2 separate regions of the Homo sapiens genome follow, and region 2 is linked to region 1. Evidence: read pairs that join two places in POLR2A ChIA-PET (ENCODE). Cell type or tissue: PC-9. All regions are shown on one strand.

Evidence for each region. ChIA-PET counts read pairs that join two places held together with the same protein. Peaks named below come from ENCODE experiments on the same cell type or tissue, not always from the same donor. Only the 100,000 strongest peaks of a DNase experiment are listed, where the experiment ranks them.
Region 2: POLR2A ChIA-PET joins it to region 1 with 8 read pairs; 2 of 35 experiments call an interaction of 5 or more read pairs at or near these places.

The regions. Positions count from the first base shown.
Region 1 is chr11:71,783,967-71,791,966 of GRCh38, forward strand. It overlaps the pseudogene FAM86C1P. Among named protein-coding and RNA genes, the nearest start is that of DEFB108B, 45 kb to the right of the region's middle. RefSeq lists a silencer at 2,826-3,135. In PC-9, no CTCF peak of the experiment used is centred here; DNase peaks (open chromatin) are centred at 2,815, 3,205, 4,295 and 5,665; H3K4me3 peaks cover 2,542 bases; H3K27ac peaks cover 3,341 bases.
Region 2 is chr11:71,626,672-71,634,671 of GRCh38, forward strand. It overlaps the pseudogene VPS51P11. Among named protein-coding and RNA genes, the nearest start is that of KRTAP5-11, 48 kb to the left of the region's middle. In PC-9, no CTCF peak of the experiment used is centred here; no DNase peak of the experiment used is centred here.

The DNA of each region.
Region 1 (8,000 bases):
CTATAAAATTTTCTGTAAGTTGAAACACGACCTATAAAGGTCTCTACACCCTGAAGCAACGTTTTAGAAAGAAATCAACTGGTCCTTTTCTGCAGAAACCATTAACCATAGGAGAGATAAAGGAAAAACTTCAATGTACTGATTGAACTTCCATGCCCATAGCTTAATTTCTAAAAGGCAACCATTCCATACTGTTAAACTGCCTTAGGTTGTTATTACTGTTATTAAAGAGACCCTCAAAGCCAGAAGTTGAACCTTGACTGTAGTTCTTGCACGTACACGCACACTCTTGCAACTGAAACCACTCAGATTGTCCTAATGCTGTTTCCCATAGCAACACCACCTGGAATTTTACGTTTGGTTTTAAGCATCAGTCCTAATCTTCACTTGCACTCGAACACACCGCACCTGTGAGAGCCACGTGACATTAAAAAAATCCCTTCAGTGAGGCCGGGCATGGTGGCTCACACCTGTAATCCCAGCCCTTTGGGAGGCCAAGACAGATGGATCATGAGGTCAAGAGATCGAGACCATCCTGGCCAACATGGTGAACCCCTGTCTCTACTAAAAATACAAAAATTAGCTGGGCGTGGTGACGCGTGCCTGTAGTCCCAGCTACTCGGGAGGTTGAGGCAGGAGAATCGCTTGAGCCCGGGAGGCACAAGTTGCAGGAGCCAAGATCATGCCACTGCACTCCAGCCTGGCAACAGAGGGAGACTGTCTGAAACAAATCCCTTCAGTGCCTTGATCCTTCCAGATTCAGATCCAAGATAGATGACATTTGTCCCTCATCAGAGCCCGCACACCAAGATAAAGATTTCTTCTGGCTGGGCGCGGTGGTTCACGCCTGTAATCCCAGCACTTTGGAAGGCAGAGGCGGGCGGATCACCTGAGGTCAGGAATTTGAGACCAGCCTGGCCAACGTGTTCAAACCCTGTCTCCACTAAAAATACAAAAATGGCCCGGCATGGTGGCTCACGCCTGTAATCCCAGCTACTCGGGAGGCTGAGGCAGGAGAATCGCTTGAACCCGGGAGGTGGAGGTTGCAGTGAGCCGAGATCGCGCCATTGCACTCCAGCCTGGGCAAAAAGAGAGCGAAACTCCGTCTCAAAAAAATACAAAAGAAGAAAAGATTTCTTCTCTGTGCATGGCTCAGCTCTGTGGTCTGCTAGGGTCCTTCCTCAATCCGCTTCCAATCTATGGAATCAGGAAACACTCAACCAACCTAGATTTATTAATATTTTAGTATAACATAATACAGTGTTACTTTTTATAGCATTGACCGTATATGTCCTTTTGCTCCTTGGAGGAAAGGCAATTAATAGCTATTATGTGAGTTAATAAAATAAGCCCAGGATTTATGATCGTAACTAACCTGTTCCCGTTGGTTTTCCTTGTCTCCTGCAGGCAGAGAGCTGATCAAAACAGCAAAAGCAAAGCAGTGCCTCTGGCCCAGTTCTGAAGCCAACCTTCCTTAACCACCCAGACCCATCCCTGGTTAGGACTTGCTGTGGATTCTCAGGTGACTCCATCTCAGGATACAGGGACTGAGAGGGTGTATGCAACATCTCAGACCCAGAAACTGTTGATTCTGTCTAAAAACACAGCAATAACCACATCCCACCCTCTTGATTTAAATGAAAGTGTTTGGGGGAATAAAAGATGAACCTTTTTTTTTTCTTTGTCAGATCTTGCGCTCATTTGGTTCTGGTGGGGAACAACAGCTGTGAGAGAACACGTGTATTCAATTAGAATTAATTCCCCTCTCTTATTCTCACAGCTGAGCAGGGCTCAAGTGCCTCTCATCTGAAAGAGGTAATAAGATTTAATCTGTCTCCTCATCTACCTTCTGCAAGTATACTTAAAAAATTAGCTCTCGGGACTCTTCCAAATGGAGTTTTATGAGGGATTTGCTAAGGTAAACGTTTTAGACTTTGAACACAGTTCAGATTTCAGGGGCAGTACTGAAATCTGAACTGTGTTGCTAACTGCCCTGCCTTTCAACTCAAGACACAATAACTTTGAACTAAAATAATTATATTTTTGTTGTTTTCCACTCTGACCCCACGTCTATATCACCACCACCCCCAATCCCGCCCCCCAGGAGCTAACTCCTCCTTCCTGTCCCTGCAAGATCAAAACTCCTCCTGGAAGCCCCGCTAGCTCTGTCTGCTCGCCTTCGTGGCAGATATCACTATTGTACTTTTATACTCATTTGTGTGATAAGTACTTCAATGTCCACTTCTTCCACGAGCCCCTGAGCCCCTGGAGGGCCTGGACCACACCTAGTTTTTCTCACTGTTACATATCCCTTGCCAGACACATGGTAGACGCTTAATAAGTATTTGGTGAACGAATGGCTTGTTTGGTGACAGTCCAAAGGCTAGGGGACAGAGGGAAAGCTCCCTCCTATCGGGCCCCAGACGGGTGGCGCTGATGGAGAGGAGGCTAGGATAAGGCCTCCAGGACCGAAGCGCGCACCCATAAGGCCCCTGCCAAAAAGACCTTCCTGAAGGCGGAGGAACTGTGAGAGTGCCTACGTTGGCCCAAGGCCTGACCCGACGATCCCGGGGACCCTAGCCCTAACGGCCCCGCCTCCTGGGCCCCAAACCCGGACTCGGCCCCGCCCGAAGCTCCGGATCCTGGGGCCCGACCATGGCCCCGAGTCGGCAGACCGTGGACTCGCTCCTGGGCCTGCCTCAAACCCTCCGCAGGTAACGCCTCCCGAACTTGAGCCACACTCCAATCCCCTCCTCAAACCCCTCCCCGTTTCTCACACCTTGGACCCCTCGCTCCGTCTCGGCCCAGCCCCAAGCCCAGCTCCCTCTCCGCCCCTGAGCCCAGCCCCGACCCGCCTCCCAGTCTCTTGGTCCCTCCCGACACCGGCCCCTCCCTAAGCTCCGCCTCCCAGGGCCCGCCTCCTGAGCGCAGCCCGCAGCCCGGACTCGGCCCCGCCTCCCGGACCCTGGGCCCCTCCCCACGTCGGCCCGTCCTAAGCTCCGCCTCCCAGAGTCCGAGCAGCGCCTGGCCACGTGCTACGACATAGCCAACGCCCCGCCCTGGCCCCGCCTCCTGAGCGCTTCTCCTGGTCTGGTCTTAGCCCCGCCCCAAGACCTGTCTCCTGGACTCTGCTCCGAGTCTCGCCTCCTGAACCCAATCATTGTTTATCCCCACCCTAACGCCCGCCTCCGGGAATCTTATCCTGCCCCCATGCAAGGCCCCGCCTCCAGGACGCCTCCAACCTGGACGCTTCCGAAGCCCCACTTCCAGGATCGCCCTGTCCTGGCCCCGCCCCAGGACCCACCAACCTGAACTCTCCCGAGGACCTGCCCCAACGACACTTATCCTGGCCCTACCCCAGGCCTCGCCCTCATAATGCTCATCCTAGCCCCACCCCAAGCCCCGGCCTCATAACTCTCATCCTGGCCCCGCCCTAGAGCCACCCCCACGACTCTACCTCCAGGCCCCGCCCCCTCTCTGCCCCGGTGCACTGCCCTGGGCCCGCCCCCTCTTCAGTCCAGGCCCGGCTTCCGCCCGGTCTCCCGGCAAGGCTGAGGCCCCGCCCCCGTCATGGCGCCCGAGGAGAACGCGGGGAGCGAACTCTTGCTGCAGAGTTTCAAGCGCCGCTTCCTGGCAGCGCGCGCCCTGCGCTCCTTCCGCTGGCAGGTGGGCGGCGGGGCTAGCGGAGAGGTCCGCGGGGCTCGCGGGAGTCCAGGGGCAGACGGGATGGGTCTCCGTGCTGAAGCCCCCGGCGCTCCCGCCACGTGAGTGCCTGGGCTCTCGCCGGTCAGGTCCGCGCGACCCGGTCCCCGTCCCTGGGGCCTGGCCAGAGTCGCTCGCACCCTTCTTGCCCCGCGGGCTGGCGGCGTAAGCTGGGGGCCTCTCCACCGTCTTGGGAGGCACACGCGCACTCGTTGTGGGGTACAGTTCACGATCATTTTCACGACTTTTTAAAGACAGTAATCCTTCTGGTCACTGGGACACAGCTGCCCTCGCCCATTCTAAAAAGTCAGCGCCCTCAGGACCGCGGGTAACCACGTCCTACTGAGCGCGGTGACCAGGTCACAGGCTGTCCCTCGTGCCTCAGTGTTCTCATCTGTATGTCGAGCACTGCACAGAATTAGCTCATGCGCTGAGGCTTTCACACCTGTGATGGAAGAGACAGAGAAGGGGGTGGCCTCTCCTCTCCCTGGAGACCTGCCATTCTCAGCACAGGCCCATGGCAGGCAGCAGCCTCCCTTCTGCCAGTAGAGGGGCTTAATGCACCTGGCCCCATTTGTAATTCATGTGCGGTGAGCTCACTGGGATGAGTCAGTTTGGATATATATTCCTCCCTGGGTCTGCCCCATTTTATGGGTGTTGCTTAATCATTTGGGTTATTCCATTGACATAAAATATTTAGCACTCAGAGATCATTTCTGGTCAGGAGAAATTTGTGCATTTTTAACCCAAAATAGAAACCTTCATAAAAGCATCATAGGTCTCCATTCAATATTGACTATAATTGTTCACATGCCCGCGCTGCATGCTAACTTGGGCTCACCCTCAACACCCACGAGGTGGGTACTATTATTATCACTCACATTTAACCAGAGGGATTGTTTGATTAGGGTGCAGTAGTTGAGAGTTCACACCCAGGAGACAGCCTGCCTGCTTCGAATCCTGGCCCAAGCCCTGGCCCTGTGTGACCTTGGGCAAGTGACTGCATCTCTCTGTGCTGTTGTTTTCTTATTAATAAAATGAGGGATATAATGATACCTACCTCTTAGGGTTGTCGTCAGGGTTGAGTACAAAAGCCTGTGGATCAGTGCCTGGCTCATGATAAATGCATGTCGGTGTTAGCTAGTGTTTTTATTCAGTCTCAAAATGTTTAATAAATGCCTTCCGTGAGCCAGCCACCATGGATCAGCAGTACCCATGACAGATGAGGCTCTGCTTGCATGGGAGAGCCAGAGAATTAACAAATAAATGAATAAACAAGAAAAGACCAGATGAGAGTGGCTTTAAAGCCAATAAAACAGGGAAATGGTGAATGGAGCAACTGGGGAGAAGAGTCACCAAAGTCGGGGAATCAGGGAAGCCTTCCCCAAAGAGGTGGCATTTGAACTGGGGCCTGAGTGGTGAAGCAGCCAGCCATGGGAAGGGCTTGGGGAACAGGATATGCAAAGGCCTTGTGGTGGAAACAAGCCAGCTGTGGTTGAGGAACAACAGCAAGGCAGCCAGTGTGGCTGGAGTGGAGTGAGCAGGGTGGGCCAGAGGCGAGGGAGAACAGGCCAGAGAGAGGGATTAGGACCAGGTCTTGTAGGGTCTTTTATGGCATGGAAGGAGCTCTGAAGCAATGAAGTGCCTTGCCCTGTGTCACATATCAGCCGAGACAGTCTGGCTAACTCTGGAGCCAAAGTTCGCTGCTGGGCTTGAGGTCCCTGTAAGAGGACAATGTAACCCAGGCTGGTATGGGCACATTCTGCATTTCCACTTAAACTCAGATGGCAAGCCCATCAAACTTTGGTGCCATGGCTGCCCTGGTAATTCCTGGCTGACCAGTGCAACCAGGGAGCTGGCCCATGACGTGGGTGGCCGCTAAGTAGCCAGGACTAATGTGGCCAAGAGTCAGTCTTCTAACCTTCTTCCTGTGACTCATCCAGGTGCACCCTGCGACATCTGAAGGTCAGGCTTTCAGCTGCTGTGGCTTCCACTTCCAACTGGCTCCACATCCCCAGGGAGAGATCACACAGCCCTTTGCCAACTCATTCTATTGCGTGTTTAATGTTCCTGTGAATGCACCCTTGAGATTTCTCTCTCTCCTCTCCACACAGAGCTTAGAAGCAAAGTTAAGAGACTCATCAGATTCTGAGCTGCTGCGGGATATTTTGCAGAAGGTAAGAATTCCAGAGTCCCTGGGACTCATGACCCTGCCTCCTGAATCTCTCCGGAAGACCTGAGAGAAGAAGCACAGGTGTGCTTGTACCCTTTAAAAACACCCCTGTTCAAGGAACAAAACCATTGAGTCAGCACTGCAGGTGGGTGTCGGCACCTCCAACAGCTCCAGCTCTTTCATTTTCTATATAAGACTTAGACAAAGATATCAGAATATACAAAATTCTGCATGAGAGGGGGGAATCTAGGGAAAGTTTTTTAAACCCCCCACAGCAAAAACAGAGATGACAGGTGCAAAACAGCTTCTAACATTTGGTAGATGCTCAGAGACTTTCTTTTTTGCATTCGTGAGGCCTGTCCTGCCCACTCCTGTCTCTTCTAGACCTAAATGGGCCCTTACTTTGCCCAGGGTGGGGTTTGGACTCAAGAGCATCTGCATGTAGGTGAGAGGCAGGATCACCACCCGGCCCAGCCACAGCCTGACCTTGGCCTTGAGGGCCAAGTGCAGATCACCCTGCATCCTGGGTCTTCACCTTCGAAGAGCCATGAGCCCTTCTGAAAAGACAAAGCAATAGACTCCCTCCCAGAAAGAAGTGCACCAGAAGAATACATTTTCCATACAAACTCTGGAGGCAGACATTGTCCACCCCCACCCACCCAGCCCATCCTAGGAGCCCCAGTGAAGAATTCCTGTGCTAGAGGTGAACCAAGATTATCCATGTGGAAAAGATGCAGCCACAGCAGGGAAGACTTTTGGGGCAATACAGTAGGTCAGGGCTTCGAGCATGGAGATACCTGAAGTTGTCTTGCACCCTGCTCTGAGTTTCACCCTGAGCATCACTCTCGTAGGTGGTGAAGCATGAAATGTAGGAATAGCTGCTTTAAAACCCAGCACAAGGCTGGGTGCACTGGCTCACATCTGTAATCCCAGGACTTTGGGAAGCTGAGGTGGACAGATCACCTAAGGTCAGGAGTTCAAGACGGGCCTGGCCAACATGGCAAAAACACATCTCTACTAAAAAAACAAAAATTAGCTGGGCGTGGTGGTGCACGCCTATAGTCCCAGCTACTCGGGAGGCTGAGGCAGGAGAATCGCTTGAACCCAGGAGGCAGAGGCTGCGGTGAGCCAAGATTGGGCCACTGCACTCCAGCCTGGGCAACAGAGCGAGACTCTGTGTCAGAAAAAATGAAAAACCAGCACCAGCCTGAAGAGCCTGTGTATTGCGTGGGGTACTTTGCTGCCCTTGGGCAGAATCTGCATCCCTCCCAGCCAGCAGGCACTGCAGACTGTCTCCTCCCTCTCCCTCCAGGCTCCTGTTTTCCTACCATCCCCTGTCCTGCTGCACTAGTCCCTCTGCCCTCCTTTCCAAGTGCCAGGCTGTGGCCACCTCAGAGCTTGCACCAGCTGTTGCCACTGCCTGGAACTTGCTCGTCCTGCACTTGACTTCTCTTGGCTTTAGCTGGAGTGTCACCCTGAGCGTCCCCTCCCCTCCATCCTGTCCCCAGGGACACACGCTGAAAGAGAGCAGTTGCCGAGTGGGCCTTCCCTCCTCTTCCATAGAGCCAGACAGTTGGCGACTGTCTTTACTGCAAACGCTGGTTCACACTGGCTCCCCTGGGAGGGAGGTGGTTTGGGCCCACGTGCCCTGTGTTCCTGCTCAGAATGGGCATTAGAAATGCTGCCATAGCCTGTGCCACTGCAGTGGAAGCATTTTTAGGAAACGGCTTATAGCTTAAGACAAACTTCAGATGCATGGGGCCAGAACGCTGTGTCCATCTGCATCTTTGCTGAGGGATCCGGTAGCCTGGAGTTTGCCCTCTGCCATGTTGGCTTGAGGCTCATAGGCGACTTAAGACGGGCTCTCGAGCAACCAATGTTCTGTCCCTTGCAGTAGACTGTGAAGCATCCTGTGTGTGTGAAGCACCCGCCGTCAGTCAAGTATGCCCGGTGCTTTCTCTCAGAACTCATCAAAAAGGTCAGTTATGGGCAGTGTCCGCCCAGTAGCAGGACAGCATAGCCACCTGCGTGCTGCAGACCTCATCCTTCCCAGGCCCTGGGCCTGCTTTGCAAACCCCAGTATGGCAGGGGCCTCCCCAGGCAACTGGCTGCAGCCGCGTGTGAC
Region 2 (8,000 bases), 160 kb before region 1:
GGGTGGAGAGAAACATAAATCTGGCTTACGCACACGTCCAGTCATAGTACCTTCCCGTGAACTTCATTATGACATAGATTCTATTGCTCACATCTTCGTTGCTGACCTTCTCCTTATTGTCACCCTGCCCTCCTACTACATTCCTTTTTGCTAAAATAATAAAAATAATAATCAATAAAAACTGAGGGAACTCAGAGGCCGGTGCCGGTGCAGGTCCTTGGTATGCTGAGCGCCAGTCCCCTGGGCTCACTGTTGTTTCTCTATACTTTGTCTCTGTGTCTTATTTCTTTTCTCAGTCTCTCGTCCCACATGACTAGAAATACCCACAGGTGTGGAGGGGCAGGCCACCCCTTCAAGTGAGTGCTGAGGGACGGTCGGGAGCCTTGTTTGTTTCCTCATCCTAAGGACAAACAGGGGAGTGCGGTGGGCAGATGGGAGGAGACCAATATGCAACTCTCTGCTCAGCAGACTGTGGAGTTCCTGTTCTTGGTTGTGCTGGGGGTCTCAGAAATCTTATTCAAAATTTTGCTTTCCTCCCCCACTGGTTGTCCTTTTCATAGACATCTCACCCATGATAGCAGGGAATCAGTCCCTCTAAACTATTCCCTAAGAACAACAAAGAGATTATGAAGGTGATGATGAGGATAAAGAGGATGACGACAGACACCATGACATCATGAACCCTTACTGAGGGCTTCCTAAAGGCCAGGCTCTGAGCTCTGTTCTCTATGCAGCTTGTTTCATTTCATCTGCGTAGTCTCCATGTTATTAGTGCACATTTCAGGATGATTTTACAGACTAGAAAAGGCGCAACGGATTTTCATGTAGCTTGTACCAGATCACGAAGTCAAAAAGGGCGAAGTCCAATTTGAACCAGGCAGTCTAAGTCCAGACACATGGCATTTGGCCAGTCCTCTCCCTGCATCCAACCTGTCCTCTCAAATCCTTGTCACTCAGGCCGATGGCCCTGCTCACTCTGCCCTTCCCTTTGGGGGTTCCTTGGAGACCACAGATAGACCAGTGGGTTCCACAATCACTGTGTCATGTATAGAAAGGGCAGCTGAGATCACATCAAGGATTCCAGAAAGAATTGGCACAGGATCATTCGGGACGCATCTCTCCCTTGCCCCTGTTCCTGGCTTTCTTTACAGCTCTTGACTTCCTCAAAGGAGTCATCAATTCGGAGTTTGGCTTCCATTCCTATTGAGGAAGCTGGAAAGTGTTTCAAAAATGCTCCTCCGTTGTGCCTGTGGCTAAGACCTCTGAGCTCTGCTTAAAACTTTATGAAGCTGGGCGCGGTGGCTCACTCCTGTAATCCCAGCCCTTTGGGAGGCTGAGGCAGGCGAATCACAAGGTCAGGAGTTCGAGACCAGCCTGGCCAACATGGTGAAACCCTGTCTTTACTAAAAATACAAAAAAAAAAAAAAAATTGCCAAGCATGGTGGCATATGCCTGTAATCCCAGCTACTGGGGAGGCTGAGGCAGGAGACTCCTTTGAAGCCGGAGACAGAGGTTGCAGTGAACCGAGATCACGTCACTGCACTCCAGCCTGGGCAACAGAGCAAGACTCTGTCTCAAATAAATAAATAAATGAAAATTACGAAAAAAAGTGCTTGGATGGGCTTGACAAACTTTAGCCATTAGCTCACGTACTACTTTGGAAGGGCATACCTTCAGTCACTTCACCCTTTAATCCCTTTGCTCAAGACTAAAGTTCTGAGAGGAAGTCTAATCGGCTGAGTTGTGTCCATGTGGGCAGTGCAGGAAAGGATGAAGCGGGAGGCGGCTCCAGGGACGTCTTTGGCTTCTATCATGGGGGGAGCAGGCGCCTGGATTATCCACCTTAACAAATCTGGACAAAGGAAAACGAGGTTCTCTGAGGAAGGAGACATAGAGCCCAAGGAGCTAACCAAGAGACAAATAGTCATCCTGTCTTGTCATTTTCTTTCACACTTGTGTGTACATTATCTTACACTTATCATTTTGTTTTCTTTCTCTCCTTTAATTGCACCTTGCTGCCAAAAGTTAAAATAAAATGAAAGTATTGAGATAGCTCAGTAACTGACTTTTGGTCAATTGCCTTTTCCTATAGTGAACAGCTGCCCAAACGATTGTCTCTGTCACTGCAAATTTGCAAGCGTTTGCATGATCACTCCCAATCCCCCAACACAGGGCTGTGTTACAGCACAATTTAGTTCAGTGTTTTGCTCTCTGCAACAGGGAGGTTCTCATCCATTACAGGTTGCAGTAAAAACAGGGGTACCATAAGCAACCACCTCTTTCCTCAACGATGTGATGAAAGCAAAAGCCAAGTAGCTCCATGTATCCAACTTAAAAATATAAAAATTACGCCCGTGGGCTGCAGTTGGACCTATGGCGGCGGCAGCTGTCACTGGGCCTAGCCCAGGATGTGGACCTGGGGACTCCCCAGAAGGGCAGGAGCGGGAGGCTCACGGAGCGTCGGCGGAAGGCACACAGGATGCTAAAGCTTTACAAAGGCCTCTCGGAAGGGGAGGCGTTGGGACTCCCTGCGGGGCCCGACCCCCTGGACCCCACTGATCTGAACGGGGCGCACTTCGACCCGGAAGTTTACCTGGACAAGCTGCCTAGAGAGTGCCCTCTGGCCCAGCTGATCGACAGTGAGACGGACATGGTGCAGCAGATCCGGGCTCTAGACAGCGACATGCAAACCCTGGTCTATGAGAACTACGATAAGTTCATCCCAGCCACCGAAATTGACAAACAGCATAAAACTGTATGAGGAATTGCAGGAAACCCAGAATTTCCCATATAACCTTGTAAAAGAAGAACAAAGTTGGAAGACTCACAAAAAAATGTATATACATATATATATATATACATATATATATATAAAGTTGTATTTTCGTTCTGTTGTAAATGTTTAGTAATTTCTATTGTGATTTTTCATTTAACTCATGAAAGGATATTTTTAATTTTCCAAATGTGTGCTTGTGTTTAGCTATCTTCTTGCTGTTGACTTCTAATTTTGTTGCATTATGGTCAGGAAAATGTGGTCTGGACAATGTCAATCGTATAGTGGATCTTGTTGAGACTTCTTTATGGCCTAATATGTGGCCAGTTTTTTTTTTTTCTTTGCAAATTTGCCACGTGGTTAAAAGGAATGTGGATTATTTGTTTTTTTTAGGAGAGTTTTTATTTTTAAATAGATAAGGTTCTCAGTGTAATTGAAATCTAGCTTCAATTAACAATATGCTAGATCTCTCAAACCTTAGGATGTTAGTCAGTGTAACAGTAGACTGCTGCTGAGATGAATAAACCCTGAATTCTCAGTGGGTTGGCACCCATAACATAGTCTGGTGTAGGGCAGGGGTTCTCCTTGGGGGCCCTTGTCCAACAGTGATTCAGAGATTCTGGAGGTTTCCATCTTTTAATTCTGCCATCTCAGAGTTTTTCACTTGTAGCCATATGGATAGGGAGAGAGGGAATATAGCTCACACTTGCCTTTGATAACCTTGGCCTGAAGGGATTTCTTACATTCCTATTGGTGGAAATGCAGTCACATGGTTCCAAACTAACTGCAAGTGAGGCTGGGAAACGTAGTCCTTCTGCATGTCCAGGAAGAGGAATGGTGTGAACATAGCATTGTCTTTGACACACTAAGCATGTGCTGAAGAGTTCTTACTCTTATAGGAGGTGTGTCTGTCCTGTGTAACTTTCTCAGTTTTTGCTTAGATAGTTTCAGGCAATGTTGTTTGGTGCATTCAGCTTGATGATTATTATGTCCTCTTGGCAAAGTAGTCAAGATTCCCATCAGTTTGAATGAAAGTGTTTTACAGATAGGTCAGGAAATGTTAATACTTTAAAAGGCCCTTCTATTCCTCCACTCTACAGATAAGAAGAACAGAGTCCTAGAGAGAGGAGGTCATGGGTCTCACTCATGAGTGGCAGAATTGAAACCAACATGGCAGTAACTTTGCCTTTCCCCCATCATGTTCTCCCTCTATCTTCACTCTGCTGATTTCTTCACTTGCTCCATACAGACCTCCCAGTGCCAAGTGTATAAGTGTGTCCAGAATTGGTGGGTTCTTGGTCTCACTGACTTCAAGAATGAAGCCGCGGACCCTCCTGGTGAGTGTTACAGTTCTTAAAAGTGGTGTGTCTGGAGTTTGTTCCTTCTGATGTTCAGATGTGTTTGAAGCTTCTTCCTTCTGGTGGGGTTCGTGGTCTCGCTGGCTCAGGAGTGAAGCTGCAGACCTTCACGGTGAGTGTTACAGCTCTTAAGGCTGCAGGTCTGGAGTTGTTCATTTCTCCCAGTGGGTTCATGGTCTCGCTGGCTTCAGGAGTGAAGCTGCAGACCTTCTCAGTGAGTGTTACAGCTCATAAAGGCAGTGTGGACCCAAACAGTGAGCAGCAACAAGATTTATTGCAAAGAGCAAAAGAACAAAGCTTCCACAGTGTGGAAGGGGACCCCAGTGGGTTGCCACTGCTGGCTCGGGCAGCCTGCTTTTATTTTCTTACCTGGCCCCACCCACATCCTGCTGATTGGTCCATTTTACAGAGAGCCTGAGTGGTCTGTTTTGACAGGGCACTGATTGGTGCGTTTACAATCCCTGAGCTAGACACAAAGGCTCCCCACATCCCCACTAGATTAGCTAGATACAGAGTGTCCACACAAAGGTTCTCCAAGTCCCCACCATAGTAGCTAGATACAGAGTGTCGATTGGTACATTCACAAACCCTGAGCTAGACACAGGGTGCTGAATAGTGTGTTTACAAACCTTGAGCTACATACATAGTGCCGACTGGTGTATTTACAATCCCTTAGCTAGACATAAAGGTTCTAGAAGTCCCCTCCAGACTCAGGAACCCAGTTGGCTTCACCCAGTGGATCCCGCACAGGAGCTGCAAGTGGAGCTGCCTGCCAGTCCCTCTCCGTGCGCCCACACTCCTCAGCCCTTGGGTGGTCGATGGGACTAGGTGCCGTGGAGCAGGGGGCGGTGCTTGTCGGAGAGGCTCGGGCCACGCAGGAGCCCATGGAGTGGGGAGGCTAAGGAATGGTGGGCTGCAGGTCCGGAGCCCTGCCCCACAGAGAGGCAGCTAAGGCCCGGCGAGAAGTCGAGCACAGCAACTGCTGGCCCAGGTGTTAAGCCCTTCACTGCCCGGACCAGCAAGGCCGGCTGGCAGCTCCTAGTGCGGGGCCACCAAGCCCACGCCCACCCAGAACTCCAGCCGGCAGGCAAGCAGCATGCGTAGCCCTGGTTTCAGCTCATGCCTCTCCCTCCACACCTCCCTGCAAGCTGAGGGAGCCAGCTCTGACCTTGGCCAGCCCAGAAAGGGGGTCCCACCATGCAGCTGCGTGCTGAAGGGCTCCTCAAGTGCCTCCAAAGTGGGAGCCCAGGCAAAGGAGGTGCCGAGAGCGAGCGAGGGCTGTGAGAGCTGCCAGCATGCTGTCACCTCTCATAAGGAGTGATTAATCTGAGCTTCTCCAGAAAGTCCATTCCTGGTAGGCACTGGGAATAAGAAATCTCAGAGTATAAAAAACATCAAGTGGTAGCACTTTTGTGAATGGCTCTCAAATTAGATCCTTTACCTTTTTTTTCATGAAGCACAGTTGCACAAATCACGCTTAGCCTGAGATGAAACACATATTAGAGAAAGGTTCTCTCTATAACATTACGTGTTACTCAAATGAGCATTAAAAAGAGGAGACGGGACATGCTCTCTCTAGCTATTATTACCTCCACTATACAGTTGACATACACAAGCTCACTATTGCATTATGTTTTATTCAACAAAATAACTTTAATGTTGAAGCTTAAATTGAATTCGTTAAAACATCTTTGTCTCCAGCATAATGTGCCTCAAGTGTCTTCTTGGTGCCTGAATTTTCTCCAGAATTATAGTGCTGAAGCTATGGAAATGGTGAAATTATATGCAATCTGCAAAACAATGTGGCTATAACGTGGTAATTGGCCTTCCACATAATTAAAGGAACATTTCCTCATCAGAGCTGTTCCATCAGAGACCCAAAGGCTATCGTTGTACAAATCACCCACTTAGGAAAACCTTTATTCCCAGTAGCCTATAAAAATCTGGTTATGCAAACAGATTTGCTTACTCAGTAACATTAATGGCTTCTCATATTTAAAAAGTCATCAATGTGATTGACCTATAATCTGTTTCCTCTGTGACCAAGTGTCATTTTTATTTTGACAGTTAGGAGCCTTTTGACTCTTTCACAGCTGGCATGAAGGCACAGGGAGGGAAATCTCAAAAACCAACAACCTGTGTATTCCCAGCCTATTAATCAATAGAATATCACTTCAACTGGATTAGGGTCTTTTACCTGGAAGAAAGGCTCTTATGGACATTGGAATTGGATTTTTACACTTGATATGACACCTCCTTGAGTCAGATCAGATACGTGTTTGATAGACTCTTGCCGAAAAATTGCTCCAGGGTCTGTGCAGCAGCTAAAACCTTTTTGTTGTTGTTGTTGTTGTTTTAAAAGCAGCATTAAATGTTTTCATGAAGACCTTCCCAGAAGTGATTTTATTGGGAACATGGTCTTTAGCTCTGGTCCTGAATAACTCACACTGAGGAAACCTCTAACAAGTGTTGTATTGGAAGATGTCTGATGGATGGTTGGTTTTAATAACAAATCTCTTCCCTTTTTCTGTCCCCTGTGTTCTATTCTCCTTTCTCTACACATTATTCTGGGAGGATTCACTTATTCCCAACGTCGTTTCCTCTTTATTTCAATTCCAGAGCTCTCTGTATAACTCCAGGCTGATGAATCCAACTGCCCAGTTGTTATCTCCACTTGGCTGTCTGTCTTGCATTGACCTCATCTTACCTTTCCTCTCCTGATTTCCTCTTCTGCCTGGGGTCACCACGTCAGATTCACACCACCATCCACCCAGCTTCCAAAACACCTGGGCCTCCTCCTTCATTCCTCCCTCTGTCTCAGTGAAGTTAGTCTACTGTCTCCTCTCCATCCTCACTGCCACAGCCTTGGTCCAGCCAACCATCTTGTCTCACTTGGTGTATTGCAACATCCTACCTGATCTACTCACCTCCCACTCTCCTCCAGCCAGACTGCTCTTTTTATAGCACAAAGTGGATCATTACTCCCCTGCCTAAAAACATCTACTGTCTCCCTTTGTCTACAGGATAAACATGACAAAGAGCCTTTAAGATTTGGCTCCAACTTACCTCTACATTAGTCACTTTTTACAATTATATGAACATCTCTCAGCTTCTCACCCTCTCATGTCTCGACTTTTGCACATGCTCTTCCCTCTGCTGGGAATGATCTTCCACACCTCTCCTATCAACCTGGCTAATTCCTACCATATTCTAGTCTTCAACTGAGGAGTCCTGTGGTGGAGAAGGATTTCTGACCACCTGATAGAGATTGCATGCCCACCTATCTCCTGGCTTTTTTTTTTTTTTGACGGAGTCTCGCTCTGGCAATCCAGGCTGGAGTGCAGTGGCGCGATCTTGGCTCACTGCAATCTCCGCCTCCCGGGTTCAAGCAATTCTCCCACCTCAGCCTTCTGAGTATCTGGAATTACAGGTGCCCACCACCACAACCGGCTAATGTTTTTGTATTTTTAGTAAAGACAGAATTTCACCATGTTGGCCAGGCTGTTTTCGAACTCCTGGCCTCAAGTGATCCACCCACCTTGGCCTCCCAAAGTGCTGGGATTACAGGCATGAACAACTGCACCTGGCCGATTGGGTGCCCCTTCTTTGTGCTCCCATTGCCCCAGGCATACTGTCACCATAACTCTTACCATTCTGAGTTGAAAATGATTTTTTTTTTTTGCTTTTTATTTCTCTCATTAAATGCAAAGCTCATTGAAAAGAGGATGGTGGTTGTTCACTGTTGTACTCCTAACCTTTGACTCAGTGTCCTGAGGTCGGCTCTAGAGCTGTGCACACATGTTCAGACATTGGAGCCAATCTTGTCTAGCGCCTCTTTTGAGGTGGCTTGGAGAAAAGTCAGTAGGTAC